Regions from separate parts of the Homo sapiens genome. Here region 2 is linked to region 1. Evidence: chromatin loops called from intact Hi-C (ENCODE). Cell type or tissue: K562. All regions are shown on one strand. Links, peaks and the distances in the headings refer to the core of each region. The heading gives the core; the rest is flanking DNA.

Region 1 (16,501 bases), core at 3,659-11,658:
TTTAAAATTTATTCTCATAGTTTCATGTATCAATAGTTCATTTCTTTTTAATTACTAAATAGTATTCATATATATATATATATAGAGAGAGAGAGAGAGCACAATTTTCTTGTCTGTTGACCTGTTGATAGAAATTTAGATTATTTCTGGTGTTTGGCTATTATCATAATAAAGCTACTACAAACTTTTGTGTACAAATCTTTGTATGAACATATGCTTTGCTTTTTCTTGGATAAATACGTAGAAGTACACTGGCTGGGTCATTTAGTGGTTTAACGTCTTAAGAAATTGCTGAAATATTTTCCATAGCGATTTCACTATTTCACATTTTTACCATTCTGGTTGCTCCACATCCTCACCAACACTGGTATGGTCAGTTTTTTTTTTTTCAATTTGAGGCATTCTAATAGATGTATAGTAGTATCTCATTGTGGTTTTAATTTGCATGTCACTAATGGCTAATGATGTCATTTTATGTGTTTATTTACCATCTGTACATCTTCGTTGCGGAAGTATCTGTTTAACTTTTTAACCATCTCTTTCTTATACACTTTCCCGCCCGTATCATTATTGCACATTGGGAGTTCATGATACATCCTGGATACAAGTTGTTTATTAGATATGATTTGCAAGTATTTTCTCCCAGTCTGTGAACTGTCTTTCATTCTCATTACTGAGAAGACATTCTTTTTGAAAAGCAGAAATTTTTAAATTTGCAGAGGTTAATTCATCAATTTTTTTTTCTTTATTATGTATGGTACATTTGATATTGGCTCTAAGAAATATTTACTTAACCCAAAGTCACAAAGATTTTTACATCATGGGTAAGTAATGAATTTTTATGATTTGAGATTCTTAGTACATATGTATTGAATGAACAAATGAAATTACACTTCTTACATTTTAAAATCACATAGCTTCATCTTGCAGTGCTTTTTGTGTGTGTGTGTAAAACATTTTTAGGCTACAATTTATTTTCACTACAGTCACCATTGCCTAGATGAGAGAGCTTGGGCCTCAAATGGTTTAACAGCTCTGTCTACACTATCAGGAGCTTGGGCCTCAAATGGTTTAACAGCTCTGTCTACACTATCAGGAACTTGGGTACAAACCCAAACGCACCACACCACAATTCAAAGGAGTCAAGCTCCAGCCACAAGTTAGGTGTATTTCATTATTAGGAACACACTAAAGCATGCTAGTTATTTTTTCTAAACTAGGAGTGGGTATTAATTACATTGTGAGAAAAGTTCAAGTAGAGTTTCTGCAGTTCAGTGGCCTCTCCTCTGGTGAAAATACTTTGACCTTGTGTAATAAATCATCCCATGCGTTCTCATAAAACAGTGGCATTATTTTTAAAAAGACCTTAAATAGTAAATGAACAAAAATAGAAAATTTAGGTTGTATTTTCATATCTGTAAATGTCTTTCTTAATGAAGAAATGAGCTTCTTCTACATAAAAATTTGCAAATTGATTATTTCAGGCATTTTCAGCCTTTTCTACTCTTGATTCCTTTCCTGTCTTCATTGTGTTCATTCCATGAAAATGGGCCACGAAGGAGTGTGCCACAAAGAATATCACAAGAAACAGGGTCTTTGAAAAGAATCTTTCCGAGGGAATCAAAGTTGAGGTGAGGCCAAGAGATTTAGAAGACACTTAGAGATACACTGTGGGCTCCACAGCCTGGATAAGCTCCTTCCTGTGGGCCGGGCCTGTGAAGCAGTGATGGCGAGTGTTGCAGCAGAAGCAGGCCCTGTCTTACCCTCCAGAACACAAACTGATCCAATCAGTACGTGAAGCCACTATTGTCCATTTTACAGATGAGGGAACTGAGGCCCATGTCTAATGTCATGCAGTTAGTTGGTGTTAAAGCTAAGATTTGGGGCCAGGGCTGGTGGGCACTTGTCTTTCTCTCCTTATACCTATCATTTCGCCACACTTTAGGTACACAATTTGTTCATTTGCATCAGTATGAAGTTAGAAAAGTCCCACCCAAAGACAGACAGACAGACAGACAGACAGACATACTTTTATCTAGTAGCACTTGGGGAAAAGAATACAGTTGGCTTTATGTATCTGCAGGTTACTTATTTGCAGATCCAACCAATCAGAGATGGAAAATATTCAGGAAAAATCTCCAACAAAAATAACAATACAACAATTAGAAATAATACAAATTTTAAAATACAGTATAACAACTATTTATATAGTTTTGCATTGTATTATATTTAATACATAATCTAGAGATGATTTAAAGCATACAGTAAGATATGGGTAGGTTGTATGCAAATGCCACACCATTTTATATCATAGACTTGAGCCTCCACAGATTTTGGAATCCATCTGGAACCAATCCTCTACAGATACCAAAGGATGACTGAATTAGATAAAATTCAGCAAATATGTCACTAATACCACCCTCTCTTTCCCACTATACCAGGTAGTGTCACTGTGAGGTGGAATTCCCTCCTTCTCCCCGAAAGGAGAAAAACCACTGAACTCATAGGGTTCGTTTCCCCTGGCTGGACAGAGACTGGGGACTTGGAGTTAACAATCTTTAACGATAAATAGAAGAGGTGGTCTCCAGAAGAGACGAGGGGTTCTGGGAAAGCACTGATGGCAACATTGTTTACCACGATTGTGACAGTGGTTATACAAATGTTATCTATTTGTCAAGACTTGAGAAACTTATGAACGGTTGCATTTTGTTATATGTAAATTATAATTAAATAGAGTTATGAAAATAAGCAATAGGCAATGTAGGGCCTGCACATGCTCTGCCAACTGTCCTTGTTCTAAGACATACATTCACTTTGTTTTCATGAAAATTAAGCAGTAAAGCACAGAGCAGAACACAATATGACTGAAAGATAAATACATTTTCTGGTTTATAAAGGTTAAATGTCCTTCCCCCAGCAACATCTCTTAGCAGACCACTAATCATTTTAATCTCTAGCTCTTAAACTTGTATTCCAAAAGAACAAATCAGAGATCCATGTATTCAAATTTAGTTTCTTCTGAGTATTCACGCACTTGAACACCCTTCATTTACTTAGATGGATGATAAGTCACCAAGTCGGAAAACATTGGGTTACTTTCTCATGAACTATCCTAATTTTTGGTCTGGTTATTCCGGATATTTTACTGAAGTTAAACTGTGATCTAAGGTATAGTAACTAGAAGTTAAATTGTGATCTAAAGTGTAGTAACAGTAGCTAGTATTCATAGTACAGTAGCTTAGTCCCAGCACTGTACTTTATATGAATTAAGCCATTAGCCATTTAGCAGCCAAAGTAATTAGAAATAGTCACAGTGTAATTTAGCTACTACCTGAGAGCAGTAAATATACCAAAAAGTCTTAGAAAAATACAGATTCCTTTCTGGTGATCCTTAGCTCCATCTTTGGAGTCAACGCCATCTTTCCAGCTGTCTCTGCAACAAAACAAAAAAAAGAGTCATCTTTGACTCTTTCTTCCAAATCCATTCTATTAGTAAGGTTTGTTGGTTCTACCTTCAAAAATACACCCAGAGTCCGACTCCCTCTCACCACCTCCAGTGCTAATACCCTGGTCCAAGTCCCCATGATCTCTTTCCAGGGTTGCCCAGTGGCCTTCTAGATACTTGCATGCTTCCCCTTTTGTCACCCTATCCTCTTTCTCCACTAGCAGTGAGAATGAGGGTGTTAAAATCCGAGTCAAATCATTTCACTCTCCCACTCAAGATCCTCCAATAGTGTCCCATCTCACTTGAATAAAATCCAAAATACTTATGGTGATTTCCAGAGCCTTATATTCTCGAAACTGTGGCTGCCTCTCTGATCTCATTTCCTTCCATTCCTATCATATTTAGCCCTCTGGCTAAGCTGGCACTGCCCTTCGTGCAGTTCTTCCTGCTACGCCTGGAATTTGCACTTGCCTTTACCTGGAACTTTCAACTCTCACATCTTCATAGACTTCTCCCCAACGCTTTCCAGTTCCCCGTGCCTGTATCATTGCCCTAGAAGGCTTTTTGCTGGGTAAGAACAGCCGGTGCCTCATGACTCAGGCATTTTGCACTGTCAAATGTTTCTTCACAGCACTTATTATTATCTGACATATATTATGTTTTTCTTATTTATTTATTGTCTGTCTCTCTCATCCCCTGTCCCAACCCACGCCCCCACACCATATTCTCCCCCTGTAGAAGGGAAGCTCCAGGAGAGCAAAAGCTTTGTCATTTTTGTTCCTGGTTGCTTCTGCAGCATCTAGAACACTGCTTGGGACAGAGTAGGTGCTCCTTATATGTAGAAGGAAAGAAGAAAGAAAGAAAGAAAGAGAGAGAGAGAAAAAAAGAAAGGAAGAAAGAAAGAGAAAGAAGAAAGAAAGAAAGAAAAAGGAAGGAAGAAAGGAAGGAAGAGAGAGAGAGGGAGGAAGGAAGGAAGGAAGGAAGGAAGGAAGGGTAATGTCTTTTTGGTGACTTTAAATTTTAGAGGATAAATATTTGTGATCCTGTTCCCCACTAGCTGCAGGGGCTTTTGAGGGTTCCAAGGGTGTTGGAGCATAAATGGCTCTAGTTGGCTGTGCTCTCAGGTAGTTCTGTTCTCCCTGCTTTTCGACAGCTACTCTCTTTCTTTTGAATAGAAGCTTTTTTAGCAGGCAAGGAAGCTGTATGTTTGGGCGCCCTTCCAGACCTCACCCTTTGTGTCTTTTCACTTAATTCATCCTGGTTTGTATCCTTTATAATATACTGTAATTATAAGTGTAGCACTCTCCTGAGTTCTGTGAGTCATTTTAGTGAATTATTGAACCTGAGGGGGTCCTTGAAACCCCCAGATTTGTAACCAGTTGGTCAGAAGTATGGGAGGCCTGGACACCCCTGAATTGGCATCTGAAATAAGAGCAGTCTTTGCGGGGACTGTGTTCTTTAACTTGCGGAGTCTGAATGCTAACTGGATGGTTAGCATCAGAATTGTATTGCAGTATATTAATATGTGTTGCTGTTTAAAGATGGCTTGGTTAATATATACTTTTGATTGATTCACACTGAACACCCAGCCAACAGCACTGTAACTCATGCCTGAATGAAGCTTATCTTCATGTGTATTTTCTTCCTCACGCATATTACAGCCTTCTACACTTAGGAACACTAGGCAACACCTCAGCACTACTCTTGGTAGGGCCATTTTAAACAGCAATATCACCAAAAAAGTAAATAAAAATAATAAAAGTACCAAAATGCAAAATCATGGCAGTAAATAGACTGTGAAAAGGATACTTGTTTATGTGAGCTGAAACAAGAAGGCAGAACATTACCTTGTTTGATTGCAGCTAGGAAAGCGTGCCTCCGGTGACTCATTTTGTGTGTGTGTGTGTCTGTTCTGTATGTGTCTGCAAATGACTGATAAAATGCTGTCAATATTTATTGTTGTTTTTAGTATTTGTGTTGGGGCTGCAAATAAATTTTAGCAAGTAGGTGAATTTGCAAATATGAAATCCATAAATAGTGAGGCTCAACTCTGTATACATTAAGACATCTCCCCCACCCCTCCCCCACACAAACATGCACATTTGATTACAACCTTCTATCTCACATCTTAAAAAAAATTTGAGGCCTGGTGCAGTGGCTCACTCCTGTAATCCTAGCACTTTGGGAGGCTGAGGTGGGAGAATGACTTGAGGCCAAGAGTTTGAGGCAAGCCTGGGCAGCAAAGCAAAACCCTGTCTCTATAAAAAATTTTTAAAAACCAGCCAGGCATGATGACTCAGGCCTATAGTCCCAAATACTTGTGAGGCTGAGATGGGAGGATCACTTAAGCCCAGGAGTTGGAGGTTACAGCGAGCTATGATCACATCACTGCCTGGACAACAGCCCTTGATCTTGTTTAATTCTGCAGCTGCTTTTTCTGCTCCATAACAAGCCAGGGTGGGACTCAGCTCCTTTTCTTTGATTTCCTCTCACACTAATCACACAGAGACTTTGTTTGTGCAGCAGGATTAAAGGAAGGCTTGGGAATGATAAACTTGGTTGCATTGCAATAACACAAACAAATTGAAATAGAATGTTAAACATCTGTGTCTTAAACTACCCTTTAGTGCCTACATCTCTCCCTCCTGGAATTTTTAACAGTTACTATATCCGAGTCCTTAATGTCTTTATTAAAAACAACAAGCCATCTACCTACTTCAGATCTTAAGCTTAACATCACTGGCAAAGCCTTCCAGTCTCAGTTGTGTTCCCCTGTTTCTCAACAATGTCTGTAAAGAACAGAGGTTTAATTTTACAAAAATGAATTATGATAGCCACTTTTGGCAAGCACAGTTTCAGTAACATTTTTCTTCCTCTATGTTACTGATGTCAAACCTATCTAATCCTCATACAATCTCTATGAGAAAGTTTTATTCCAAATTTACAGATGAGGAAAAGGCCTGGGGAGGTTAAACAGCTTCCAACTCCTGAACACTGCCCAAGCTCACAGAGCTTAGAATGAGTTCAATGCAGATCTAAGAGGCCAAGGGATTTAACTACGGCACTAGATTTGCTTACTTCCCAATTCTGTAATTTCCTTAACAAGGGATACCTGTGTTAGTGATAATATGTTGTGCCATGTATATCACTGTGGAAAAAAACCCCGTCTTTAATCAAATTAAATGCTGAAAATACCATCCAAGTTAAAAGTTAAAGATGTGGGTTTATGGACTCTTGCATTTCATAGAGATACTCTGCGTGGTGAAGAAGCTATTGAAAGGCAATACCAAAAATCAAATTGTTTCTGTTTGAGAGTACTATATAAAAAGGTTTTAAATAAATACTTAATTATATTGGTTAATTAGGTACCTGCAATATTAGGCAATTTTCTGATGTAAGACAATTCTGAAAGTATGCAAATTAAAGAAGTAAAAGTACAATGGTGGAAGCATGTCCAGATTATATAAATGAATTAAAAATTTTCAACTTGTCGCTAAGCAGATTTCTTGCTTTCTTTTAAATATACAGAAAAAGCATATGGATTCTCAAGATAAACCACATATGAAAAAGTTTTAGCTTTTTTTAAAATTTTTACAGCTTCACTGAAATGTCATTCAAGACATATTAGTAAATTTGTGATTTAAATTTAGAAGCCATCACCACAATCCAATTTTAGAACTTTTCTAGCACTTCCCAAATTTCCTTCAATTTCACCTTTTAAGGAGTGTTAAGAGCAGAAAACACACACAATTATCTGACTTAAAGAGAAAAGAAAAATCACCTAGTACCACCTAGTGGTGTATAAGTAGATAGCGAGTTGATTTTGGAATTTTTGAAATCCAATACTCAGACATTTCTCTTCCATGGGATTACAAATTAGCTACTAATATTTCTGGTTTATAATCGAAAGTTAACTTCAAAATATCCACAAGCTTATCCAAAATATTTACTAGATAAATTTTAAAAACTTTAGTTTTAAAAACAAATGATATCCTTTCTTCAAATGAGAGTTTACTTGGAGTCCCAGTATGTTTAGCAGATAAATACTTAGTTTATCATTGGATGGTCTACTCACTCCCCTACTTGCTGAAAATAATTGTAGAAAGTAAAGACTGTGGAGAAATACACAAAACAGAAAGAATAGTTATCTCTGAGTACTGGAAAATAAGTGAGGTTTTCCTTTTGGTTTTATTTTTTCGCTGGAGTGTGTATATATAATTGAAAAAAACTATAATAAGTTGTATTTAGAAATTCAATATAAAATTTTAAAATATTGCAAAAATGCCTACCAAGGTCCTTGCAAAACAGCAATTTTCCATGAATATTATTTGCCCTTCTCGTTTCCTTCCTATTGGTGACAGTAACTCTCCATCACTCACAGGCTGAGGACAAAGGAAAATGTCTATGTCTTATGGTTAGCTTGAGCTGCCATAATTAAGTGTTATATAGACTGGGTGGCTTAAACAATACAAATTCACTTTCTCACAGTTCTTGGGGCTGGTAGTTCAATGGTTAAGGTGGAAGGCAATGATTAATTGGGAATGTCTTCTCTCAGCCTCGCCATGTAATTCCTTGCAGGAGTCTCTGCTAATGTTATCTGGCTTCATGGAAGCTCAATGTCCCATGAGTAATGAAGTCATATTGTGTAAGGTTCATATGGTGAAATGCACATAATTCTGATAGTGTTCCTGGAAAACAGTGCTTTATGATGGAAAAACTATTCAGAGAAAGAATAATTTCAGCAAGTACAGTTATATAAGAAGTCATGTCAAATAGAATAATAGTAGTAAATGCCTAATTTGGATTCCACTTCTGGTTCTGATTCTTACTATCCACGTGACCTTGAGCAAACCACTTGATGTCCTCCTGAGTTTGTTTCTCAACTGTCAAATGGGGATAATAAAAAAATCTACTTTATAGGGTTGTTATGAGAATTAAATGAAATGATAAACATATAGCATATATTAAACACTCAATAAACATTAGGCATTACTACTATTACTTTACATTAATATTATTTTCTTAGGATGGCATATGAAAGATCTGTCTTAACTGTGACTTTGGGGGAAATCTAATCACACCACTCCCATAGGTGTGGATTACAGAACTTTGGGAGAGATAGACACAGTGCTGTCCTTGGTTCTGAAACCACCATACTAGGACATGATTGCTTTGAAACCTCAGGATACTGGTGAATGCTGGTCCAACCTCTTCCAAGAATTTTGAAGCAGGCAAGGGCAAAAGTGGAGGAAATTATGGAGGAGGAGGAGAAGGAGGAGGAGGAAGAGAGAGAGAAGCATAATTCCTAAGAACTTGCTAGGAAAGGGGTGGGAAGAAACCTGCTTGACATTGTTTTCAAAGTGCATTGGTTGCTGTCATCAAGCAAGAAACAACCCCCTTGTATTTGGCAGAGAATTGTAGGTGTGTGCTGAGGGGGTACTTTATATATTCCTTTCCTCAAGCTATCCTTGGTGTACTTCCCTATCTCTGTGCCTAATCACCTTGGTATCAGTACCTAATCAGTAAACTGAAAGTTCACTGAGGGCAAGGACTGGGTCTCCTGCACTCTTGTGAGGACAAAGGAAAATGTCCATGTCTTAGCTTGGGCTGCCATAAAAAGCATTGTAGTCTAGGTGGCTTAAACAATATAAATTTATTTTCTCACAGTTCTGGGGGCTGGAAGTCCAAGGTAAGGTTGCCAGCATAGTTGAATTCTGGTGAGGGCTCTTTTCCTGGCTTGCACATGACCGCCACCTACTCCCTGTGTCCTCGCATAAGGGTGAGGGAGAATGGTGAAGAAAGCTTTATAGAGCAAACTCTCTGGTCTCTTTCTATAAGGACACAAATTCCATTATCACGAGGGCCCCTAATTAGCTCCCAAAGACGCTATTTCCAAATAGCATCACACTAGAGGTTAGGGTTCAACATGTGAAATATGAGGGGACATAAACATTTGAGCGGACATCAATCCACGATATCTTGTAAAGTGGGAAGCACACAGTTTCTGTAACTGAAGGCCCTCAATAAATGGTAGTTTTATAAAAAGAAGCGGCTGTATCCTGGGCCTCACTGTTTTGATGTTACTATATAATTCTACTTTTTCATGTTGCAGATTAAGTAAGTTGAATCTGGTATTAGCACATATGGCTTTGTTATTGTCTTTGTTTCCTTGGCGGTGTGCACCTGCTCAGCATAGAAGATGTGCAGATTGACTGTGCTGAGAATGGCAGTTATCCAGAGGTGTGGAACACTGCAGCATGGAGCCTCCATAGCAGAAAAGGCCAGAGTCTAACTACACTAAGGGATGATTGCTGGGTGGAGCCTGAGTGCATTGTATTCTAGAGTTTAATGTGCACGAATAGCCACGACTTACGTAGCGCTTAGTGTATGCCAGCTGTTCTAAGCATGTTATATATATAGATTCATTTTAATTATTACAAAAACCCTAAGGGATAAAACTGTTATTATTTGAATTTTACAGATGAGGAAATTAAGGCAAAAATATGTAAAAAAAACCTTGACAAAGGTCACACAGTAAGTGTCACAGGGGGAATTTGAATTCAGGCCATTGGATTCCAGTGTTTTAACCACCATGGTATGGTATCCTTCCTAAAATTTAAGTAACACCCTGCAAGGAATTTTCTTCTTGGGTTTAGTCTACTAGCATATACTGTATCTTCCTATGGTTAATATCTAAATACTGTGAGGAGTGGTGGGGGTGGGGGGCAAGACTGAAGATGAGAATTGAGAAGTGGCTTCCTCTGGAAAAGCGATTTACTCAGGTAAGAGAGAGACAGTGTCTTTAAGAAGGTAGCACAGCCTCACCAGGACAGGGTAGAGAGGGCTGATCCATTTGTCTGAGGAGGTTCATAGGGAGTTGGAGTCTTGGTGTAGTCCAAATCTTCTAAATTCTGTCCCACTCCTTTGTGACCAATGCTATAACTGTCATGTAAGAAATCATGAAACTGTGACCTCAGACCTTGGAAGAAATTCAATCTCCAATTATCTTAGCTTTAGTGCTAAATAATAATAGAAAGCCTTTAGTTCATCATGGTTCAGAGAATTTAAGCATTTGAGCTTTTGTCTGTTTAACTTTCTGGTTTTGTTAGAAGTTGCTACTCCGCAATATTGAATTCCTTCAGTTTTTCATACTAGTCTAAGGTCGGAGAATAGCTCAGCTTCCCTAAATCTCTTTTAAAGGTCAGTTTATTCCAGGTGACCATAGGAATTCATTTAATTAGATAATTCACCACAGCATGCTATGGGCTGCTAAAGTCTAGTTTCTGAGCATTAACATAGTTCTTACTACCTTTAAGTCAAATAACCAGTGCCAGATTTTTCCTATCCCTGAGGGTCGAGTGTCTGCAACTAACTCCTGATGACGTAGTGGAAAATTTTGAGCCAGAAATATCATTTCCACCTATGTTCATTTCCTAGGACTGCTGAACCAAATTACTACAAACTGAGTGGCTTAAAACAGTAGAAATTTATTTTCTCATAGTTCTGGAGGCTAGAAGCTCTAAATCAAGGTGCTGGCAGGGCCATGTACACTTTGAAGCCTCCTTGAGCTTTCAGAGACTCAAAGACTCCTTCCTTTGCCTCTTCCTAGCTTCTGGTAACTCCCAGCATTCCTTGGTGTTCTTTGGTTGATATGGTTTGGCTGTGTTCCCGCCCAAATCTCATCTTGAATTGCAGTTCCCATAATCCCCATGTGTCCTGGGAGGAACCAGGTGGAGATAACTGAATCAGGTTTCCCCATCCTGTTCTCGTGATAGTGAGTTAGTTCTCATGAGATCTCATGGTTTTATAATGGGAGTTCCCCTTCACTGGGCACTCATTCTCCTTCCTGCCATAATGTGAAGAAGGATGTGTTTGCTTCTCCTTCTGCCATTGTTAGTTTCCTGAGGCCTCCCAGCCATGCTGAACTGTGAGTCAATTAAACCTCTTTCCTTTATAAAGTACTCAGTCTCGGGAATGTCTTTATTAGCAGCATGAGAATTGACTAATACATTGGTTTATACCTGTCTGACTCCCATCTCTGCCTCTGTCTTTATTTGGCCTTTCCCCCTCTATGTATGTCTGTGTCTCTTTGTCTCTAAATTTTCCTTTCCTTATAAGGACACAAGTTATTGAATTTAAGGCCCACCCTCATCCAGTATGAGCTCATCTTAATTTGATTACATCTGCAAAGAGACTGTTTTAAAATAAGATCATGTTTACAGGTACTGGAAGTTAGAGCTTGAAAATAAATTGTATTTTAGCTTTTTAATTGTTTAATGCTTGCTTTTAAATCAAATTATACAGTCACATAGATTAAAGTGCCAAATCATTCTGAAATTCTTTTTTCAAAGCACCTGTATGCCCTTTATCCCATTTCTTTTCTTGCAGAAAAGTATTTGCTCACAGAAAAACTGAATTTTAAAAATTTTAGCTTTTGTTTCCTGAGCACAGCTACCTGTATTTCAGCTTCTTCCTCAATCTTGCCCTCTTTTACTTGAGTTGCTGGTTGAACATAAATTTTTGTGGGACACAATTTATCATCATTGCCCACAATTGGTGATTATAGTTCCTGTTATCATTTTTTGCATGTCTGGTATCTTCAGGACTCTTACATTCCTGCTAAATGTCTCCTAAGACTTCTGAATTAGACAAAGGGACAAATGACAGGAAAAGCACATTATAAAATGCAGGACACAGGAAAGTGAATGTGCCATCTGAAAGTAGCTAATTTCCGCTGGCTATAATTAGATCCATCCCTAAAATATGGTAAGTTGCTTGACTGGTACTGGGCATTGATGCTGGCAGGCAGGCAGTAGCCCTCCAGTAAAAAGATGATATTGCCAATTCCTGTAATCTCCTCTTTAATACATTTTTTTTCCAAACAAATGTAAATTTTCAACAGATTTTACTTTTGTTTCTACATTTTCTTGTACGGTATGGGGAAGAGGAGACAAGCAGTATAATAGAAAATGATATTTCATTTCTGTTCACTCCAGTAATAAGTGTCAACAGGTCTCTTAACTCTTTCAGTGTTCAACAACATTTCAAGATTCTGCCGGGAAGCCTGGAGGCTAAAATATTTCTGAATTAAAAAATTAAGCTTTTATACATTGATAACACCAGGTTATTCTGTTTCTTGAAAAGTAACTAGAAGCCTTCTGTGAAAAGAAACTATACCATTTCAAATCCACTCGGAGGAGTCAATTATTCCCCCCCAAATATTCTCCTCTGCATTCCATTAAATAATTGATTGGCTTGTCAAATGCCCATTTGGTTTCCAGAGATGGTGTTCTTGATACCAAAGAGGTATTACAAATCCTTGTCAGTGCGTTCAAAAAGGTTTATAGTCCTTTTCATGTGAAAATAATTGATAATATAAAACTATTAGTAAATCATGGCATATCATAAACAGAAATGAAAGGTAGTCTGATTTTCACTATAAGTCGTTGGCTGCCATCAGTCCTCAGGGTTTGAACTATCTAGCAGTTCTGCTTAATAACATCCCAGATAGCATTGCTTCAAAAGCTCCATAAAAGGTGAAGGCTGAAAAAACTTCAAGTAATTAAATGTTGGACTGAATAAACACAACTTTCCTGAAAAAATATTTGCATGCATACTTTTTTTCTTTCCAAGCCTAGTTTTGGCCTATTTTTCAAATTTTTTTTTGAAAAAATTTTTCAAATTTTCAAGATTTTTTTCAAATCTTGAGCAGCAGATAACTTTCCACACCCAAATGAACGATCTGAGAACATTAAAAAGGGGCTGGATTTCCCCATCAAAGTCTGAGAGTTAAAAAAATTTACTTCAGTGTGTCTCCCATGCTAGAGTATGCTGGCTATCTATTCAATGTCTATTCTTTTTTTCTTCTGCAGTAATAGAAACCCCAGTTTTCATCTTGGTACATGGAAGCCTTCAATAAAGTATACATTTCCCGGATCCTCAGAAAGCTTGGTGTAGTCATGACCAAGTTCTGGTCAATGAGAATGTTAATGTTGCATCTTTCAGGCCACACCCTTTTAAAAGGAAGGGGTTTGCCTTTCCCCTCCATTTCCTAACTTTTTTTCTTTCCTGATAGCTGGAATGCAAATATGATACTGAGTTATCTTGGACTATGCATATGCATGTAACACACCAGCCTTGTATCTCATGGCTTTCATTTGCTAATCTCTGAATATTAATTAGGCTGAGCATCTTTTTTCATATGTTTACAGGTCATTCAAGTGCAGCATTCAACTCAATGAGTTGAAAAAAAGTAATAAGACACAGCTAAAGAAGCAAGAAGGAGAGAAATAATAAAGATGTTTATTTTTAACCTTTCTTAATTCCTAGTGAGTCCATGTAAACAATAAATTTCCCAAGTGCTGCCTTAGCTATGTCAAACTAAATTTTACATAAACTGGGTTTTGTTTGCATTCAGTTATAAATAGATCTTAATGTTCTTTAAGGTTTTTTTTTTTTTTCTCTTAGCCCATGGATTGTTTGGTCATATATTATTTAGTTCTCAAACATTTGTTACATCTCAATAGCTATATTTTTGGTATTAATTTATAAACTTATTGTATAATAGTCTGAGTAATAGTTTGAAGTACATATTGGTCATTTGGAATTTATTGAGATTATTGTAAAGGCTTGAAATAGTTCATTCTTATATATGTTGCATGTATATTCAAAAGGTGTATCATCTACTATATCTAATATGTTAGGATGGTGCAAAAGTAATTGTGGTTTTTGCCATTAAAAGTAATTGGATATATGAAATTTAATTAATATTAAACTTTAATAGTGGGCAAAAATAGCAATTACTTTTGCACCAACCTAACATATATATGTATTTATTATACTTTAAGTTCTAGGGTACATGTGCACAACTTGCAGGCTTGATACATAGGTATACATGTACCATGTTGGTTTGCTGCACCCATCAACTCATCATTTACATTAGGTATTTTTCCATACCAACCTAATGTTTAAATAAATTTCATATATCCAATACTAATTGTTCAAGTATTTGATATCTTCATTTATTATTATCTGCTTGTCCTATTAGTTTTGAGGAGATTATGTTATAAATCTCTCACTGTAGTTGTTCTTTTTAGAATAACGCTTTTTAAGCCGGGCACAGTGGCTCATTCCTGTAATCTCAGCACTTTGGGAGGCAGAGGCAGGAAGATTGCTTGAGCTCAGAAGTTTGAGACCAAACTCGGCAGCATGGTGATATCCCTGTCTCTATAAAAAATAAAAAAATTAGGTGGGCACAATGGCTCGCACCTATAGTCCTAGCTACTCAGGAGGCTGAGGTGAGGATCACTTGAGCTGAGGAATTTGAGGCTGCGGTGAGCAATAATCATATGACTTCACCCCAGCCTGGGCAATAAAGTGATGTCTCAAGAAAAAACAAAATAAATAGAATAATGTGTTTTGCATTTATTTTGATGAGCAATTAAATATACTTATTTTGGTCTTTGTCAAGTGATACAGAAATTGATTACATTTATATTTTGGCTTGATTAGATTTTTTTCAATTATTTTAGTGTTCAGAGAGAGCATTCTTATTTTGAGAGGGGAGCTTAGTTTTAGTTATTATTTCTCTGTCTCCCAGTGTGCCCATCATGTGTTTGTTTAGTGGGTTTGCAATTATAAAAGGAAGGATGAAATTTTAACAAGAAGAAATGTTTTCAGGAAGTTTCACCTGGTGTGCCCAGCAGCATCAAAGGATTCAGGTGAAAACCTGAAGACTGTGCAGAATGAATGGATAGTTACACTGAAAAACTGGCTGCATTGGGAAGAGAATTTTTGAGAAAAGAATCTGGAAATGTAGACTGGATTCATAAAGATGGGAATCTTTGAAACAAAGCTCTTCCTTTTATTCTGTAGACTTGTAGAATTCTTAAGTATTTTGTTGTTTTGCCTTTGATTCTGATTCCTTAATGGTAGAACAGGGATAATATTTGCTTACAATTATTCTCAGAGTTATCATGTAAACTAATTGTTACTATTTGTGACATGATTTGAAGATCTGAAATGATAAACTCCTAATGTGTAGAAAATTATTTCATTATTATTCTCAAAACTATGTTTTTGGTGAATGCCTAAAACTATATAAGTTATGTGTTTGAAGTCTCTGGCTGCCATGATTTTACTTTTATCAGTATTTAGTATTCTTCTGGGTCAGTGATGCCCTAACTTGGCAGTATTATCAGAAGACTAATTAGAATTACAACTGCTTAGTGTTCCAGAAATATAAAGCAAAACCCACCATCTTATTTTGTCTTCTTAGCACTTACTAACTTATATTGTATTATAATTCTATATTTAAATCTGTGTGGTAAAGACTTCTAGTTCTCCCTCAGTATTCATCCTCTCCTTATTCAATAGTGGTTTTAAATCTCAATTTTTGGTTGAGTGCATGATTGCCCAGAATAAAGGCTATATTTTCTAGCATCCTTTGTAGATGGATGTGACCACATGACTATGTTCTACTCAGTAGGATGTAGCTGGTAGTGGTCCAATGGCAGGAGGATCTGCATTTTTTTGTACACTACTTCCTGTCTGCTGGGTAGAATGAGTATGTAATCACTGGAGCCACAGCATCCATCTTGCACTACGAGGTGATTTTTAGAATGGAAATCCCACAGTGTAGTTGAGCCTGATCTTTTACCTCTCGAAGTTCTGATCTGACTACCACTGTGATTCTTGAATGTGAAAGAGAAATGCACTTCTATTTTTATTGAAGCCACTGTAACTTTGGGCTATTCTGGTGCTCACATTCTAATATTATCGTTAACACCTACTTTGTTCTGCATGTGCAGCATCAATTTCCAATTCTTCAGGAAACACCACCCCAATTTTCCTACTTTAGTCCATGTGATTAGATGAAGCTGACTCCAGGGAAGGCCATATGAGTCTTGCCTCACCAATCATAGCATTTCATCTACTGGGCCCTAGTGATTAGTTCATGGATGGTCACATGGTCCATACCAGACTAATGAGATGCGATCTGGGACTTTTGCTGTAACTAATGGAAAAGACAGGCTCTCTTTCCACCACAGTTGCTCA
Region 2 (8,000 bases), core at 1-8,000, 1.4 Mb before region 1:
TTTGCAATTTGCTTACTGGTATGGAGAGGCTGTTTGATTTGCTTGTGGTCACTGGCAGATTCTTTTTTTTTTTTTAATTTTTATTTTAGGTATGGGGTACCTGCGAAAGTTTGTTACGTAGATAAACACGTGTGTCACGGTGGTTTGTTGTACATATTAATACATCACCCTGGTACTAAGCTCAGTACCCAATAGTTCCCTTTTCTGCTCCTCTCCCTCCCTCCCCACTCAATAACACCCCAGTGTCTGTTGTTTCCTTCTTTGTGTTCATGAGTTCTTCTTATTTACCTCCCACCCATATGTGAGAACACACGGTATTTGGTTTTCTATTCCTGCTTGCTAAGGATGATAGCCTCCAGCTCTATCCTGTTCCCACAAAAGACATGATCTCATTTTTCATGGCTGCATAATATTCCACAGTGTATATGAACCACGTTTTCTTGTCTGTCACTGATGAACATTTAGGTTGATTCCATGTCTTTGTTATTGTGAATAGTGCTGCGGCGAACATTCGCGTGCATGTGTCTTTATGGCAGAATGCTTTATATTCCTCTGGGTATATACCCGGTAATGGGATTGCTGGGTCGAGTGGCAGTTCTGCTTTTAGCTCTTTGAGGAATCACCATACTGCTTTCCACAGTGGTTGAACTAATTTACACTCCCACCAACAGTTGACTAACTTACCACCGTTAACAATTGACTACTTTATCTTGCAATTTCCTACTTAAAATATGTCATCAGATTTTTGCCAAGAGGTGCTTGTACTCAGAGTGATGAATAAAATCAATATCTTGAGTCCCTGAGTCTCCAAGTGTCAGAAACTTAAGAGACCTGTGTAAGACCTGTGTAACTATTGTTAAACCAGTTAAAATCCAAGGTTTACCCTTCTTTCACTGTGTAACTTGGGCAGAATGTCTATTGGTGAGATTTCTGTGGCTGTTTCCTCTTCTCATTAAATGAATTAATAATATATAACAGCCTTATAACAGGGCCTGGGAGCTACTAACTCTTCATTGATGATGACAGTCAGTGCTGGAAAGAGGGTAAGGCAGGTGGGGATGAAAATTGACTCTGAAAGTGAGCGCCTCACATGCCTGACTCTATCCCTGGCCCTGATGATGACGGTGATGGTGATGATGATAATAGCTAACACTTCTATGGCATTATTTGGAGTGTTAATATCAGAGGCATTTGAACCTGAGTGACTCCGTTTGGAATAAGGGTTGGGTAAAATGAGGCTGGGACCTGCTGGGCTGCATTCTCAGGAAGTTAGGCATTCTTAGTCACAGGATGAGCTAGGTGGTCAGCAGGATGGGTATCACAAGATACAGGTCACAAAGACCTTACTGATAAAATAGGATGCAGTAAAGAAGCCAGGCAAACCCCACTTTTGGGTAATGAAAGTGACTTCTGTTCATCCTCACTGCTCATTATATGCTAACTTTAATACATTAGCATGCTAAAAGCCACTCCCACCAGCACCATGACAGTTTACAAATGCCATGGCAACATCCGGAAGCTACCCAATAGGGCGTAAAACGGGGAGGAACCCACAGTTCCAGGAAGTACCTGCTTTTTTTTCTGGAAAACTCATGAATAATCCACCCCTTGTTTAGCATGTGATCACGAAATAACCATAAAAGCAGCCAACCAACATCCCTTGGGGCTGCTCTGGCTATGGAGAAGCCATTCTTTTATTCCTTTACTTTCTTAATAAACTTGCTTTCACTTTATGGACTCAACCCAAATTCTTTCTTGCATGAGATCCAAGAACCCTCTCTTGGGGTCTGGATCGGGCTCCTTTTCTGGTAACATTAATGTTTTCGCTGCGTTCAGTATAGGCCAAACAAACATTCTGAGGAACAGCTGGATAGCCATGATCCAATCATCCTTCTCTCTCCTCCCGTTTTGAGATTTCACGATGCAGTCTTCATTTCTGGGATAAGGCATTGTGCTCTGGGCCCATGAGAAGACTTCGGAAGAATAACACACGAAGCTCTCATCCCATCGTTGTGGACATTTCCCCAAGGTTTAGCTGAGGGGATGTTTGAATAGTGACTACTGGGGAGAAAATGGTCAGTGTGCAAGAGACTTGCCTGGGTAGATAGCAAAGAACGATTTGTGAATTGGGTTGTCCCTGAACAAGAACAAGTTCAGAAAGTCTCCATGCTGCTGCATGGTCGAGATGATTTACAGACAGAAAGAGGAAACGTATGTACAGAAAATGGAAATGAGGTACAGAAACAGCCAGATTGATTACAGCTTGGCGTTTGCCTTATTTGAACACAGTTTGAACAGCTGGCCTGTGAGTGGCTGAAACTTGGTGATTGGTATTAGAGTAGGTTTCAATCTGTTTACACACCCAGTTGGGTTACAGTTTACTATTTATGGGGAAAGCTTTAGGCCAAACTTAAAATATGTAAGGAGGCAGCTTTAGGCTAACCTTAATTTAACAGTAGGCTTAGAACTGAGAGGAGAAAGGAGAGCCAAAAGCGGTAGACTGCAGGGTTCTGGGGACAAGTTTCTCTGATTTCATGACTTTTGGCTGAGCTCAGCCTTACTCACCGTTCCTCATCTGACAAGTGAGCTGGGGGTCCCCTGACGCAGAATGGAGATCCAAGATGTCAAGAAATGCACATTTACCTACAGGATTATATTTACTTATTCCAATAAAGGCAAAGAACAATGATTATAACTAGCAGGGTCAAACAACTTACGTCCCCTCCTTCAGTCCCCAAAGTTAATGGTTTTCTGTATTGTAGCTTCCCCCTTCCTCCCAGAGTCAGAGTGTACCGGCAATTTCAGATATTAAGTAAAAACAGACACAGCTTCTGCCTATGCAGCCTCCTGGATCAGAGGCAACACAGTGAAGTCCTGTCTGCTCTTGGCCCCAACATTCACCTTTTTGATAAGGCTCGTGGGCTGCCATCACACCTGGTGACTGTGTGTGTGTGTGCGCGCGCGCGGGCCTGTGTGCACAAGGGATGTAAGTGGCATAGAAAAACCCTCCGAAATAAAAATTTCTTCCCACTAGGTGGCGTAAGCACCTGTAGTTCTGTGTGAATCTCTCCTTCCAGTTAAGGCAATGGCAGGCCTTAAAAGTATAATTCCGCTAAGGAAGCAATTTAAGCTTTTATTTGTGACTTTATTTTTATTATAAAAGTACATATTGGCTGGGCGCGGTGGCTCATGCCTGTAATCCAAGCACTTTGGGAGGCCAAGGTGCATCACGACGTCAAGAGATGGAGACCATCCTGACCAATATGGTGAAACCCTGTCTCTACTAAAAATACAAAAATTAGCTGGGCGTGGTGGTGCATACCTGTAGTCCCAGCTACTCGGGAGGCTGAGGCAGGAGAATCGCTTGAACCCAGAAGGCGGAGGTTGTGCCACTTCACTCCAGTCTGGCAACAGAGTGAGACTCTGTCTCAAAAGAAAAAAAAAAGTACATATTACATTAGTTCTATGCAAGGTAAATTTTAATGAGGTGAGTGATATGAAATTCAGGTATTTCCCTGAAGGAAAATATCAACATGCAATACTGCAGGGGAAAGGAACATTCCTTCTCATCTGCAATGCACAGTATATCAAGATGGACAGATGGCTGATGGCTGGAGTCTATTAGCAGAAATGTTGCCACACAGGCAGCATGCTCTGAAGACAGAGTATTTGCCTAGCATTTACTTTTTATTTAACTTGGACTACCAGGCAGCAATTAGGTCCAGGCTCTTACATTGACCCTTGCAGGCAGAAGAGGAGGTTTAGTGCTTGAGATGCCTTTCCCAGAGCTGGATCTTAAGGACATGTTCAAGTCTTGATGGAGGGGTGGACTTGGGGCCAACATCAGCCAGTAAGTCACAGACCAAACCATTGTAAAATAAGACCTAGTTCAATGATAAGTGAAGAGCTAAGCATCAGGCCACATATTTGGGGGCAGCTGGGTAGAACGTGGCAGGGGCATCAGTCTCTTTGAATCTCCTTTGAATATTCTACAATCTAGAAACAAACAAGGAGAACTAGGAAATTGAAACTCCTGTTTTCATAGGAAACACAGTGGGACTCACACCCTTACTCCTTGATTTCCTAGGTGTGTTAGTTAGGATGTTTGGATGATATTTACTATCTCATGTAAAAGCAAGGTGGAACTCAGGGCAATTCTGAGGCTAGTAGTTGATGCCATCAGATACTCAAGTTCTGTTTCAATTGATGCCAGCAAGTATTCAAGTTCTATCTTTCTGCTCTGCCATCGTCGGTATGCTGGCTTTTGTCATCAAACATATTGTCCTATGGTAACAAGATGGCTGCCATAGCACCAAGCATCACTGTCTCACACAATCACAATGAAAAGCAAAAGGAAAAAAAGTGAGGAGAGGTAGTTTCTTATACACTCCTTTTTATGAGGAAGAGAAGCATATCTCAGAAGCCCCTTGAAGATTTGTTCTTGCATACTATGGCCTGAATGAGTCACATGCTTATGCCCTAGCTGTGACGTATTTAGTCTCTAGAGTGAGAGGTGAACTTTGCCGGCAGGGGAGGAGTGGGGTAATGTAGCCAATAGACAACTAAATGTCTGAAGCATGGGGCAAGAATCTTAATATCTCTGTCCTCAGTTTTCTTTACCCATAAATTGGTGTTTCAGAATTATGTTCTTAACAGAATGCCTGATACACAAGACAAAGTCAATCAAAGCATGTTCTTTCATTTCCAGCATCCATAGTTCAAGAATTTCAGGAAGCTGTTGCTCCAATAGTCATGTGTTCTTTGGTTATGAAGGCCAAACAGAACAAATGATAGGAGCAAGTGATCTTGACTTAGATAGGGTCAGCCCCTTCCTACTAGATCTCATGGCAACATGAAGGTGAAGCAGTGATGGGGAACAGAGAGTGGGGAACAATAAAACATACAAGGAAAAAAAAGACCAGTTTTTGAATGCTTTCTATTAATATGTGCAAAACACTACAAAAGCATGTGTATTTCCAAAATCCAAATCATGATCCCACTTAGGAAGTTAATGCCCCTATCTCAGTTGCCCTTACATATGAATGACATTTCAAGTAGCGTCTTTACAAAACAGGGAGGCACTGGGGTGATAGTTCATGAAGATGTGAGCAGAGTTAACTCCCTCATGCTAACAATGTGGAAGCTTATACATTCATATGTGTCCATCCTAGCTGGAAGGCTCAAGAGACCATTGATATGGTAACTTGAGAATCCACAAGTGGCTGGAAACAGTTGGGATGCTCAAAGGGAGATAGATAATTTTAATATGCAAAAAAGGGAAGAAAAAGGAAAATATGGTTTTGGAAATCATAGTGAGAGTATTCCTCTGGGCATGCATGATCAATTTGTGTTAAAAATCATTAGGTGGGCCAGGTGCGGTGGCTCATTGCAATCCCAGCACTTTGGGAGGCCGAGGTGGGTGGGTCATCTGAGGTCAGGAGTTCGAGACCAGCCATGGCCGACATGGTAAGACCTGTCTTTACTAAAAATACAAAAATTAGCTGGGCATGGTGGCCTGCACCTGTAATCCTCAGGAGGCTGAGGCAGGAGAAACGCTTGAATCTGGGAGGCAGAGGTTGCAGTGAGCCGAGATCGGGCCACTGCAAACCAGCCAGGGCAACAGAGTGAAGACTCCATCTCAAAAAAAAGAAAAAAAAATCATTAGGTGGCTAGCTGAAGGAGAATGGAACATTTCTATAGTGGCAAAGTTATACCACACAGATACATGCTCAGATGCAGGGGGAAAACTTGCACAAAGTAAAAGTACAACATGATATTAGACCATCATCACATTGATCCAGGGGCCAGGCTCCGCATCATCAACTTGTGCTAAGATATGATGTGTCTTCTGATGTGATGTTGCTTAAGCCCATTGAGCCTTTAGACTGAACAGGAATGGCTAAACAACACTGTAAGACAGCAGCAAGGACAAATCCAAACCCCGAAGAAGGAACGTTCTCCAGGATCATTGAAACTATCTATTTCACAAGTCTGGGTGAATGAACTAGATTAAAACAGACTAAAAAGGAAAAATGAAAAAGTGCAATGCCCTCATTGTCCTAAGTGGGATATTGGTTTGAAAAAAACCAGCTAAAAGGCATTTGGGGGTCAATTAGAAAATCTGAATATTGTCTGGATATTAGTTAAAATAATAGAGATCAATGACTGAAAAAAATAGGCAATAAAATAGTATATGACCTCATTTCAGTTAAACACAAATAATATGTACACGTATACATAGAAAACAACACAGAATGACAGGCAGTAAGCTGTTAACAATGGTGTTCTCTGCAAGGCAGAAATGTGATGTTTTTATTTTTAAAGCTATACTTACTTCTACTTCATTATTTTCTACACTACATGTGTTTTGTTCCTGTAATAAGAGTTTATTTTAAAAGGTAAAAATTACATAAAAAGCGGGGAGAAAATAGAAAAACACAAATTGTTTAATTCTTAATCTTGCTGAAATCTGGCTTGGTCTAGAAAAATGGCTATGAGGAACAGCTTTATTCTTTATTGTCACTGCCCCTTTTCATCTCAGGAGCAATTGTGGAAGTTTCTAGCAATGGTGGTGTAACTATTTTCCGTGACTGTCACACAATTATAATCAATCTGGCTACTTTCACCCAGCAGTGACATTTTCTCAGTCGGTTTCCTGGAACGTATTTTGAAGCCTAAGAATTTCCAGTACAAAGTATGTGCAGTGTTTTTGCTTTTTGATAGTTGGAATGAACAGCCTCTCCTACCCCTGCTAAAAAAAATCTGAGCCACAGAATCACAAAGTGATTCCAGCACAGACAGCCAGGTCATGGACAGGTACGTGGGCCTCCTGATGCAGGAGCCTGGGTTCTTCCAATTAGTTAATTAACTCACATGTATTTATTTATCATCTATTGTACGTGGGTACTGAAGGAATACAGAAAAACAGTGCTATTCCTGCCCACGATGCTTGACCTTCTCTTAGAGGAGTGCTTTGTTGGGAATGCCTCCCTTGGGTTCAAAAGACCTTTGTTTTTTTAAACAATAAACTAAAAATCTAAATATGCTTTGATATGAATTTTATTATGTCATGTGAGAGATTCTTAGTTCAACATTGACGTTCAATTACAGGCACAAAAATGTGCCTCCCTCCTTTTTCCTGGGAAAGTCAATTTTCCAATTGTTGTGTGTGAAGAAATAAAAGAGAAAGAGCTCTATGCAAAATCAGGGCTTCTGTCTGAACCACAGTACATCCTAGGGAAAATGTTCTTTACTGCCTTATTGGACAGCAAATAGCACTTTTAAGAGATTTAGGGACTCACTGTTTCATGGACTGATCATTTTGCAAGTATTTCTTAAATGAGTATTGCAGACAGAAGCCACAAGTCAGGTATGGCTGGAATGAGAAAGACTGGGCTCAGCATTTAACTTTTAATCTTTTTTATTTTTCATAGCAGGAGAACTATCCCCAGAGGGACAGAGCTGGACATGGAAACAGATTGTCCCAATAAATGACATCGATTATTTCAGCAGCACAGGCAGGGCTTGGATCATAGCTCTTGTGGTTTTTCTGGAACACTGTATTTTAATATTTTATATCTTTGTAAAAGTACATCCTATTATAACCCAAAGTGTAAGAAAAATATCCACAAGCCCATATTGATTAGAGTGAATGATTGAATAAGTTAATAAATGGGGAAGAAGAGACAAATCTCCTATGTGGAAGAATTCAAAAAAATTTATGTAGGCAAATGTATGTAGGTAAAATTGCCTTAGGAGAGGTGGCACATAACTCCCACTCCTTAAATGTGGACTGTGCATAGTGACTTCCTTCTGAAGAGCACAGTATTGAAAGGGAGAGGGGAAAAGAAGAGTAGCTTTACAGTGGAGAAATCTGACAAATATTACTTTAGCCAATTGACCAAGGTAAACATTAACAGTCATATCAATAGTATGTGCCTTTAATGTGATGTGATGAAAGTTTCACTTATCTATGTGATCTTCCTCCCCTAAAACCTGTA

What was found. Peaks named below come from ENCODE experiments on the same cell type or tissue, not always from the same donor. Only the 100,000 strongest peaks of a DNase experiment are listed, where the experiment ranks them.
Region 2: it touches region 1 in a loop (8-fold over the local background); 2 of 110 quality-filtered maps call a loop at or near these places.

Annotation. Positions count from the first base shown.
Region 1 is chr10:58,168,278-58,184,778 of GRCh38, reverse strand. No RefSeq gene overlaps it. Among named protein-coding and RNA genes, the nearest start is that of IPMK, 91 kb to the left of the region's middle. In K562, for the core only: a CTCF peak has its summit at 7,240 (motif pointing left); DNase peaks (open chromatin) are centred at 5,318 and 7,238.
Region 2 is chr10:59,617,545-59,625,544 of GRCh38, reverse strand. No RefSeq gene overlaps it. Among named protein-coding and RNA genes, the nearest start is that of SLC16A9, 88 kb to the left of the region's middle. RefSeq lists an enhancer at 2,880-3,174. In K562, for the core only: a CTCF peak has its summit at 3,026 (motif pointing right); a DNase peak (open chromatin) is centred at 3,014.